Regions from separate parts of the Mus musculus genome. Here region 2 is linked to region 1. The links are chromatin contacts, found by Hi-C or POLR2A ChIA-PET in ENCODE. All regions are on one chromosome and are shown on one strand. Each heading gives the region's core, a stretch centred on a gene start or an enhancer-like site at or near the end of the contact. The rest is flanking DNA. Distances are from core to core; before and after follow the strand shown.

Evidence for each region. Hi-C counts contacts between places; a loop is a spot of excess contacts on that map. ChIA-PET counts read pairs that join two places held with the same protein, here RNA polymerase II (POLR2A).
Region 2: a loop to region 1 is called in a map of heart, with 1.9 times the contacts of the local background. The contact joins the enhancer-like site here to the promoter of Myl12a in region 1. A Hi-C loop is called at or near these places in 5 of 37 maps with a recorded cell type or tissue (gastrocnemius and heart). POLR2A ChIA-PET finds 5 or more read pairs at or near these places in 3 of 5 experiments (Patski and embryonic stem cell).

Annotation. Positions count from the first base shown.
Region 1 is chr17:70,999,284-71,004,753 of GRCm38, forward strand. Myl12a (myosin, light chain 12A, regulatory, non-sarcomeric) reads right to left here and starts at 3,250. Exons shown (of 4, transcript NM_026064.2): 1 at 2,825-3,250. It also overlaps a transcript of Myom1 not described here.
Region 2 is chr17:71,035,660-71,041,129 of GRCm38, forward strand. Myom1 (myomesin 1) reads left to right here. Exons shown (of 37, transcript NM_001083934.1): 4 at 615-864; 5 at 1,557-1,714. Among named protein-coding and RNA genes, the nearest start is that of Myom1, 19 kb to the left of the region's middle. Within about 2 kb of position 3,277, at least 1 of the 3 ENCODE cell types and tissues checked has a DNase peak (open chromatin) inside an H3K27ac peak, as active enhancers do; it is heart, where a contact is called at or near this core.

The sequences.
Region 1 (5,470 bases), core at 2,000-4,499:
CCTATCCACACAGCAGGAAAGGAATGCAGTACAATGATTGGTCCGACTTGGGCAATGAGCTACATACTTCCCATTCCAGAGCAGTGACTCTCAAGTTAAAACAAGGCATAAAGGTAATGAAAATGTGATGCGGGTGGTGAATGCTTTAACCCCAACACTGGGAGGCAGCTGTGGATGCACAGTGAGACGTGATCATTAAACACTTAAGAGTTCAGAATGGTTCCCTTCTTTCTAAGGCTCAGAGAGGAGACTGCAAATCCAGTCACTATCACTTGGAAGTGACATTATCACTGTTTGTAGAATCAAGATCAGATGTTTGTCGTACTTCAAGAAGCTAATTCTGTCCCAGCACTTGGGAGGCAGAGGGAGGTGGATTTCTGAGTTCGAGGCCAGCCTGGTCTACAAAGTGAGTTCCAGGACAGCCAGGGCTACACACAGAAACCCTGTCTTGAAAAAAACAAAAACAAAAAACAAAAAACAAACAAACAAACAAAGAAGCCAATTCTGTCCAAATCTGGTAATATGTATGATGCTGGGCCGCAACTCTTTCAAGATGACATTGACTCACAGGTCTGTCTCCCACACAGAAACCTGGAGCTTCACAGCCATGACACAGCCAAATACCCACCTACCCAAACAACACCAACCTACAAACGCGAGAGAAAAGAAAATATCCAAAATTTTAGTGGAGATTCGCTTTCGTACCTTTGGATACAACTTTTGCACTTCAGATGTTAAAATCTTAAAAGATCTCTAAAGATCTCTAATATATTTTATACGCCTACTGAAAGACTCTTAATAACACTCCTCTGTAGAGTCGACTGAGCCCCCTCGACAGGCAAGAGAAACTCTAATCTCTCTGTCCAAGCTCAGGTAAAGGAGCACGGTGACGTCAGAGGGAATCTTTGAGAGTGGCGCTGGTCTCTTTGCTGTAGTTCTAAAAATGTGAAGCTGTAAAATAATCCTCAAGTTAGTTTAAAAAGAGCAGAATAAAACTGCAAATATTTGTTAGGGTTTACGGCAGGATCACCTGAGAACCTCACTTTGAAGGCTTTGTGAAAGATCTTTGGTATGAGACTGGCTGGCTGGCCTTCTAGAAAACAGCAGAAAGTTTCAGATCATCAACAGAGAAGGGAGGGCAAGGGTGGTCAAGGTAGTTTCTATTCACAGATGGCAATGAGTATAACCTTGTTTTAAACCAAGACAGTGCTGTAGCCATGCATGGTGTATGGTGTGGGTTGTTTGCAGTTCTGCCTCATGTATGCTAGGTATGCACTCTGCCACTGAGCTACCCCCCCCCCCCCCAAGAATAAGCGACAGCCTCATGCTTAAGGAAGACATCAGACTGTGAAGACAGTCCTGGAGAGGCTTTCTCCACATGCCAAGGGCAACCAGATTTTACAGAATCTTTAGAAATGTAGACTTTATAGAAACGTTGGTACTTAAGTTTTGAAAACGCTAAAGCTGGTGTGATGGCTGGTAACTGGATTTATAATCCTAGCCCTGGAAGTAGGAAGACCATCTTAAGTTCCAGGCCAGCATGGACTAAAAGGAGACCCTACCCAAACTAACAAACAAATTAACAACAACAACAAAAGAGCAGACTATGAAACTTCTTAAGTAGGACTAAGCCATACAAAGATATACATGAGATTGCCTAAATTAAATAGAATCTCACGTGCCTAAACTTGTAATAGATGTAAAAGATAGAAATTCTTAACAGAACATCTAAACTAAGCATACTTAGTTAATACCTTTTAATAAAAAAGCTCTCTTAAAACTAGTAAATATATCCTTCCAAATACTCCCATTTCAAAACCTCAGGTATTTGGCCTGCTTCGAAGTCCAGATCAAATCTCTATTATTTAATCAGTGCATTTCTTACTAGATGAGATGTGGGGGAGGGGATAGACTCAGTTTTTAAAAGTTGGTATTTCAGTTTCAAGGAAAACCAAGTCTTTATTTCTTAGGCACACTTCCGGTTGACAGTCAGCTTGGATCTTCCCACAGCCACACCCAAAAAAAGTTTTGAGCACCTTTTAAAAGTCATTAGTCGCCAGGATCGACTTGTCAACTACACCTCACTTTTGAAGACAAAATACCTTTCTAATTAATCCTCATCAAAGGCCATCCAGAAAAAAAAGAAAATATCAGCAATTTTAGTGAAGATTCGCTTTCGTCACCTTTTGATACAACGTCTGCACTTCAGATGTTAAAATCTTAAAAGATCTCTAAAGATCTATAATATAGTTTATACGCCTACTGAAAGACTCTTAATAACACTCCTCTGTAGAGTCGACTTAGCCCCCTCGACAGGCAAAAGAAGCTCTAAATCTCCTCTCTGTTCAAATACCGCTTTAAAAAAGTTTTACTTAGAGGGGCGCACACTAGAGTTGTATATCTGAACAGGGTCTTGCTACTACACATAGCCGCGCAGCTGCGACGACAGTTGCCGAGGGTGGCGGTGCTATCTTACGGTTTTATCCGCACACTCCCTCCTCGATCCCGGCAAGTTTACGTTAGCAACTCAACAGAGCTCCGGAGTCAGCTCTCTGGGGCTCTCTGGTTTCGCGGGGAGGCAAGGATCCAAGGCGCGCGGCGCCGGCGAGCTAAGCAACATTTCCCAAGTTCCTAGTGTGGGAAGCAGAGCGGGGTCTGCGCCCCGGCCGCCCCCAGCTCGCTCCAGCTCTCCCCCGGCTCGCGCACACATGCCCAGGTACGCTCCCCGAGCCGCGGCTCCCGCCGGTCCCCGCCGCCCCGCGGGGACACCTTCCCGGGCCGGACCGAGCCGCCCCCGCCCCGCGCCGCGGCCAGCACCACTCACCCTGCTCAGCCGCGAGAACCGAGAGTGAGCGTCTCCGCGAAGCTCCGCCGCTGCCGCCCTCCCAGACTTTCTAACTTTCCAGACTCCGCAGTACGGCCACTTCCGGCCTCCGCTCGCGAACCGGAAGGAAGCCTAGCGGCCATGCTCCTTCGCCTCGGTGCGCCAGCCCGGACGGGAGGGGGCGCCTCGGGGAAGGTGACAGAGCGGATGGCAGGCGTGGGGCGCCGACGGGGAGTCCGGGACGCGGAGTAGGGCTTAAAGAATCCTGTGGAGGGTCTCTCGGTCTAATCACCGGCTCTTCCTCTTTCTCCCGTCTCTTTTAGAATTGTGATTCTGCGCCCTCCCCCCTGTCAGCAGATGGTTGCGCCTGGCCCGGAGCTCTCCCTCTGCCCGCATTCCAGAGCGCGGCGAGAGGCGGGGACCCCCGTCTAAGTCCTTTTAGGGCAATTGAGGAGCCGGGCCGCGGACGTCACGTGACTGGCCCTGGCCCCGCCCCCCAGAGCCCGGGGCCTCCCCTCGCCCCGCAGCTGGAGCGCGCCTGCGCAGGAAGCTAGGGTGACTCACTGTCTAGGTCAGCGCCTCTGGGTCTGGGCAGCGTGGGAGTTTTTTATGGAGTTCTTCACGCTTCCCACGCGGGAGGAAACACTGAAGTTTCAGGGCCGCCGCCGCGCTGTCTCTTTGGTCCACTTAAGAGTTCATGAATTCAATATCGATTGCCCTCTTCCCAAACGTTCTCTGGAACTTTCTACAAGAGTCCCCCTTTACCCTGATGGTGACTCCTGCTTGCTCCACCTATGTCGCTCGAGGGTGAATGATGTAATTGGAATAAAGTGCTGGACCAATTTACCCGCCGGGTCTCCTTGCGTGGAGCAGCTGCTAACAATAGTTCTTATTTAAAGGAAGAGAGATTATTACGAGCCTGGCGGGATTCGTATCCCCAAGACTGGATGTTTTCTTCAAGAAACATTCCTCCCATTAATCAGTGATATGGTTTGAAGTTAACTCAAAAGCAGAGCCGCTGAGGGGGAAAATGTCCTAATCCTACAGATGTCAGAAACAAAATTTTTCTCCCTTTGATACTTGTACAAATACAAATAACTGGGTACTTCATCTCCAGCTCCCTACACCAAGGTCTTTAAGAGTGTGTTCTTCATCTTCAGGGACTTTAAGGGGCCCAACATGACTTTTAAGGAAGACTGGGGACACAGCTGGTGGCTGGCTATGACAGTACAAACTCAGAGGTCTGAGCAGTCAGAGACCGTGGATTCTGAGGCAGTGCAGCAATGCCCTAATGCCTCTACGAGGAGGTGGCCTGTCACCCTGGAAAGCTTAGGCCTTCCTCAGCTCCCTGTCCAGAAGGAGAACACCAAAACCCCTTTTCAGGATGGGCATTATCCGTCCCACCTCAGCTGGAAAACGGGACCTTGTTGCTTCTCTAGGAGCTGCCTGATATGTCCTTGCCAAATGAATCAATAGGTTTAGACTGGTAAGTGCTGTGGGAGGAGGGGGAAGGCTCTGGCTTGCCTGTTTTAAAATGAACAGTTGCTACCTCGGGACTGGGTTGTGGGATGGAAGAGAAAGGGCGGAGATCTACAAGGAAACAAATATGAATAAGTTACAGAAGAGCAAATAAACCTACCTGGGGACTAGTGGAAGATGTCCCAGAGGGCAATTGTGCCGATTCTAGGAGTTGATAGAGGAAAGAGGAGAGAGAAGTGTGTCAGGTCCTCTGGAGGGGCAAAGAACCCAGCTCATATGAAATTGGTTTCTGTTCACCCTGTATTCATTGCCATAGATAACCATGGACATATCAAATCAAGGTGGAAAAGGAAGTCTGCATAGTGTAATGTCTGATATGAAGTTCTAATGACTACACCCACTTCTGAAGGCCTCTGACATCTACGAGCCTGTTCTTTTGTAACCTAACAGAACTCTTCATGAAACAGCAGGTGAGTCCTTTTTACTCCAAGTTTGACAGTTTGGGTTCTGCCCCATATCTTTCCTTTAGCAAGCTGTGTAACTCGGAGAGCAAGTCCCTGGGTTGACCTGAGGCCTAATTTTCTGATATCCCTCCAGCCCGCCTTACAAGGCTTTCTGGTGAAATGAGATCATTTACAATTTCAGTTATTTCTTTTGTGTATATGGATATTCAACTGCATGTACATCTACACACCAGAAGAGGGCATCAGATCCCATATATGTGGGTGCTGGGAATTGAAGCCAAAACCTCTGCAAGAACAGCCAGTACTCTTAACTGCTAAGCTACCTCTCCAGCTCCTTGCTTACTGTGGGTGGTTTGAATGCGATTGGCACAGGGAGTGAGTGGCACTATTAGGTAAGACCTAGTTGGAGTGGGTGTGGCCTTGTTGGAGGAAGTGTATCACTGTTGGAGTAGGCTTTGTGTCGCCTATGCTCAGGCTCCACCTAATGTGGAAAGGCAGTCTCCTCTAGCTACCGCAGAGGACAGTCTCCTACCGCAGAGGACAGCCTCTCCTGGTCGCCTTCAGATCCAGACTCTTGGCTCCTCCAGCACAGTGTCTGCCGGGACGCTGCCCTGATGATAATGGACTGAACCTCTGAAACTGTAAGCCAGCCCAATGAAATGTTGTCCTTATAAAAGTTGCCTTGGTCATGGTGTCTCTTCAC
Region 2 (5,470 bases), core at 2,027-4,526, 36 kb after region 1:
TGCCAGAACCAGGATAGGAATATTACTCTTGTCATTTTTTTTTATAAAAGAATTACTTATTTTATGTAAATGAGTACACTGTAGCTGTCTTCAAACACACCAGAGGAGGGCATTGGATCCCATTACAGATGGTTGTGAGCCACTATGTGGTTGCTGGGATTTGAACTCAGGACCTCTGGAAGAGCAGTCAGTGTTCCTAATCTCTGAGCCATCTCTCCAGCCCACTCTTGTCATTCTTAATGTTAAAGGAAGACACTTTCTTCTATAACAAAGAGACTTTGATTTACTAGGACGTTATTAAAGATTTATTTTTTGGTGTGTGTTGTTTTATGTGTATGAATCTTTTGCTTGCTTGTATGTAAGTGCATCCCCTTCATGCCTTGCTCATGGAGGTCAGCAGAGGGCAGTGGCCCCCTAGGGAACTGGAGCTACAGAAAGGTGTGAGTCAACACCTGGACGCTGGGAACTGAACCAGGGCCCTCTGCGCATGCTCCTAACTTCTGCGCCATCATTCCAGGGTTATCTCTGGGCATGGGAGCCCCTGCCTGGGCTCAGTGAAGCTGGGTAATCTTGTCGTTGTCACACCGTTTCTACATTCAGCTCCACTGTTTCAGGCAAGTGCACATCAGTGGGATCAGAGACTCGGAAGAAGAAAGAATTAAAGAGGCTGCTGCTTATATCGCTCAGAAGACTCTCCTTGCGAGTGAGGAAGCTATTGCAGCTTCCAAACAGAGCACAGCCTCCAAACAGTCCGCAACCTCCAAACGGACCACGTCCACCCTTCAACGAGAGGAAACGTTTGAAAAGAAGTCGAGGAACATTGCAATTCGAGAAAAGGCGGAAGAGCTGTCACTGAAGAAAACAGTAAGGAGCTAATTTCAGGCTATTTAGACGAGGGCAAAAGTGTTTCATGGGCTGTGTGTGAGCACATGTGTATAAATGGACTAGTTTGTCTCAAGGGCAGAACGATGTGGTACTGGGAAACAAAGCTAACAGAAACAAGGAGAAAAGACGTTGGGATATGTAGGTCAAACAAAAGCATGCTTTGGAACCCCAAACTTCATGGCATTTCAGATCTGAAAGATTTAAGTATGTTTCCGAAGCCACGCTAGAAATCCACTCTAGGAACATTGCTCAATCTTAGGGTTTTAAATAACCAAACCCATTTTTTAAATCAAAAATTGTTCTACCCGACTGTAAAAATAAGTATCAAAATGTAAAAATTAGCTCTGAGAGTGTAGTAAGTTGATACTGCTTGCATAACGCCTAAAGCCACAGGATGAATCCCCATCAAGCCATGAACTCGGACATGATAATGGGTGCCTGTAATTCTTGAACTTAAGATATAAAATCATAAAGCTCAGAAATTTAAGTCATTCTTGACTATAAAGTGAGTTTGAGGCCAGCCTAGACTATATAAGAATCTCTCTCAAAAACAAAAAACAAAGCAAAAGTAAAATTTTGGCTTTCTCCGTGTTATGTTAGCACTAGAAGGAAATTTCACGTGGTAGCATTTTTAAAACGTGTGCTTGTTGTTTCCTTGCTTGCTTTTTCAGTTAGAAGAGACCCAAACATATCACGGCAAGCTAAATGAAGACCATCTCCTTCATGCTCCTGAGTTTATCATTAAGCCTCGTTCTCACACAGTTTGGGAGAAGGAGAATGTGAAGTTGCACTGCTCTGTAGCAGGGTGGCCAGAGCCTCGGCTCACGTGGTATGTTTGCTTTGTGGAAGCTAGGAGAACTGATTGCCAACTTACGTTCACATTTAGAGAAAGCATGCTGGGTTAGCCATGTGCCAGAATCAACACAGGTATCTATGTTGTATGTGCTTGTATATGTTTGCATATGCTTTCAAAAGAGTTAAAGCGTCGAGACAGTTTTACCCATGGGAAGGACAAATAAATGGTCCTTGCATACAGATTCTACATCTTAATACTTTATAATCACAATACTAGGAGAGTCGGCTAAGTGTTTGCCGTGCTAACATGACAGCCTGGGTTTGGGTTCCTGCACCCACGTAGGAAGCTGGGTGCTCCTGTAATCCCAGAGCCAAATAGGTGGCGATGGGAAGAGCCCTGATCCTCGTTTAGACAAACCATGAAGCTCCAGGTTCAGTGAAAGACCTTATCTCAAAAGTATGGCGGATCGTAATTGAAGAAGACACTTGATGTTGATGTGACCTTCACATGCACTCGAGCGCGCGCGCGCGCACACACACACACACACACACATTTGTACACACTTAGGTATAATACACACACACACACATTTGTACACACTTATGTATAATACACACACACATTTGTACATACTTGTATATAATATACACACACACACACACACACATGCACACATGAATATGTATTTGTACCCAAAAGCTAAAACTCAGATAGTGTCCATCTCTATCACTTCCCTTCCCTTCACTTGACAGAGGGCACCATTCACTGAGACTTGATCTTGACACCAGTTCTTCCAGGAGGGAAAAGCAGGATGCTCCAGTGGAAGTCTCCTCTTTCATACTCAGGGGAAAATGCCATTCAGAACCGAAGAATGGGGAGCAACTAAGAAATGGTTCTGTTTCCGAGTGGGCTGCAGGATGGCTTGGTGGGAGAGTCCTGTCCATGATCCTGAGAGCAAGAGTTGTCTCTGGGCAAATAGGAATGTTGAGAATCAGTGTCCACACACTAACAGTTGGCTTTGGTGATAACAGGGCTAAACCCAGGGATGTGGAGCAAGAAGTTCTACCATTTGGGGGCCACATTACCAAAAGAAACACTAGACCGAAGTGGTTTTAAGGTTCTCCCAGAGAGGATGGTAAACCCACCTCAGGGAAGAGGTTCTTCATGGAGTTTGTGTCTCTCCTTGGACACGGTGCCTTTTCTAAGAAGCATCTGCTAGAATTCTAATCTCTGTCACAATATGGGTGCAAGCTGTGTATTTTTCACAGACATCCTCTTCCTCACAGAGCAGAGAACTCATTACCAGGTGAGACCCAGAGTGGTTAGTGATCATGTTGTTGACATTCAGGATTCTTTGGTGCCTGCCTGCAGCTTCCTGGCACTGGCACCAAATATAAAAGTGAGAGAAATCTTGGGCCCTAGATATGGGGTGGTGGTTAAGGGAATGCATTTGTGAGAGTGCTTGGCACAGGCGAGCTGCCTCATGGAGAGCAGCTAAGTCCTGGGCCATGACTCTAAGAAGCAAGTGCACCAGGGCTCTGGTTCCCTCAGAGCCTTCTCCAAAGACAGTTTGGCTCCAAGTTTCCACTGGCTGCTGTTAGGTCATGAGAGTCTGAGGTCTAACAAATGCGAGCAGGCAGCAGCTGTTCTCCTGGCTACTCTCATGTCACTGGCCATGTCTATTTAAGTGGAACTCAGAAGCAGCTGTCCTCCTGGCCAGTCTCATATTACTGGTCATGTCTATTTAAGTGGAACTTAGAGGTTACCCAGAGAACGCTGCACAGCAGAAACGCAGCACTCAGCAAGGCCAGGTACAGAACGTGGTTGGCATTCCCAGATCACACTGGAAGTAGAAAGTGTCTTACTTGGGTGTTCTTGTCCAGTAGAAAAGTTGCTTGCAGAGAACACCAACACACCAGGGTGGTAAAGCAAGATGTCGTGGGGGAGAGATTTCTATAGTCAACATGGAGGAGATATTTCTATTGTGGGGAAAAATGAAATGTTTAATAGACCATTTAATACAATAACTTGCCTAACACCTATTGGTTTAAAGGTGGGAGACCCCCACCCTCACCCCCACCCCCGCAACTCAGGAGTTGGAAACCGGAGGATAGGAAATTCAAAGTCAACCTCAGTTTTATAAAGAGTTCAAGGCCAGGCTGGGAGCCATGAGACCCTGTCTCAAAAAATTGTTAATTTGTAAAAAGAGAAAATTGTTTGGTTGTGGGTTTTTTGGTTTTGTTTTTTTAAAGCTAGCTTTAACTGTATTTCCTCTCTTAACTACTGAGCCAACTCTGCAGTCCCAGATACTTGGTTTTTACAGTGGATGATGGCTGCTTGTCTAAGTTGGGTTCCCACCAGCATTCCCATTTACTGTGAGATTTAATGTGTGTACGGTCATCTCAACTTGCAGGACATTGTGACAGGAAAAAGATCCCAGGGCATATTTGTTTCACTGAATTTCACTCTACCAAAGAGCTCTCCCTACCTTCTCCTCCCCGTCGACTAGAGCTCTGCAGCAAGGCAGACGTTTGTATATAAGGATGAAATGTGCATAACACATTAAACCAAGTCACGGGACAGTAGAGCCTTATTCCAGAAGTACGCGACCCTCATTAGTTAGCGCTTCAGAGACGGCATGGGAAGGTTAGGGGAGTGCTGTACACACAAAGCATTTACACCTCTGGGAAGCAATCCCAGGGGGCAGATTACTCTCCATAGCCGGCTGATGAATGGCTAATTTGGAATTCCACTTTCCAGAAACAACAAGCTGTGAAGTGTGGGGGTGGGGGGCAGGCCAAACCCCTTCTTTCCCTTGTGACCTAATGCCAAAGGCAGACAGTCTCAAGTGACCCAAACCCTGCAGAGTAGAACAAAAGTGCTCTCTGGTTTAGTCCTTCTGGCTTTAACCAGGAGTTCCTTTCTCGAGGCCTTTGGCATTCCACAGACAAGCCTTGTGTATTTTAAACCAGTTTCCTTTGCCAGGTGGTCACACGGGAAGAACTGTGAATATTTAGTTGGAAAAGCCGTAAAGGTGCTAAGCCGAGTGGTGCCAGTGTGTGGGAGCTGCAAAAATAGTGCTTTATTGCAAACTTTATAGAGATATGAACAGCATTGTTGACTTGAAGCCAACCTGAGTATCGCTCAGTCATTTGGTCAGGCAGCACATGACACAATGTTTAGTGTCACATCAATTCCCTTGCACTGGGAAGAGCTACTGAAAACCCTTCAGGATGTGGAAACCAAACCCAACACCCAGCTACCACAGCCACAGCCACCACCACGAAACCCAAGGAGGCAGGAGATGCCCAGCTGAGCCAAAGCTATCTCATCAGAACTCTTACCCGCTTTGCTCACGGAAATGGGAGCCTTTGAGATTAAGAGCTGCAGATAGCTGTCTCTGACCACACGTCCCCATGGCTGAGAGCTCTGTATTGAGACCACTGTCTGAAGCCACTTCCAGGCTTTCAGGAAGCAGAGAGGCAGCCATGTGTTCTGAGTAGGGAGAGAATCCTACAGCATGCCTGCCATCCAGCTGCGACCCTTGAGCTAGAACAATCGGCTTCATTTCAGAGCTGAGGGAAACTTACTCTTTTCGTGTGCACTCGTTCAAAGTCACCTGTAGCCTGAGGTGTGTGTTTCCCAGAACTTGATTTCTTTAGTGAAAAAGAGGAAGCTATAATTTAACTATTTTATCATATAACAGTTCAGTTCGATTTAACCAACGCTGAGCATTGGCAATACACCCATAACTCCCTCGGGAGTGGGAACAGAAGGGAATGTATATCA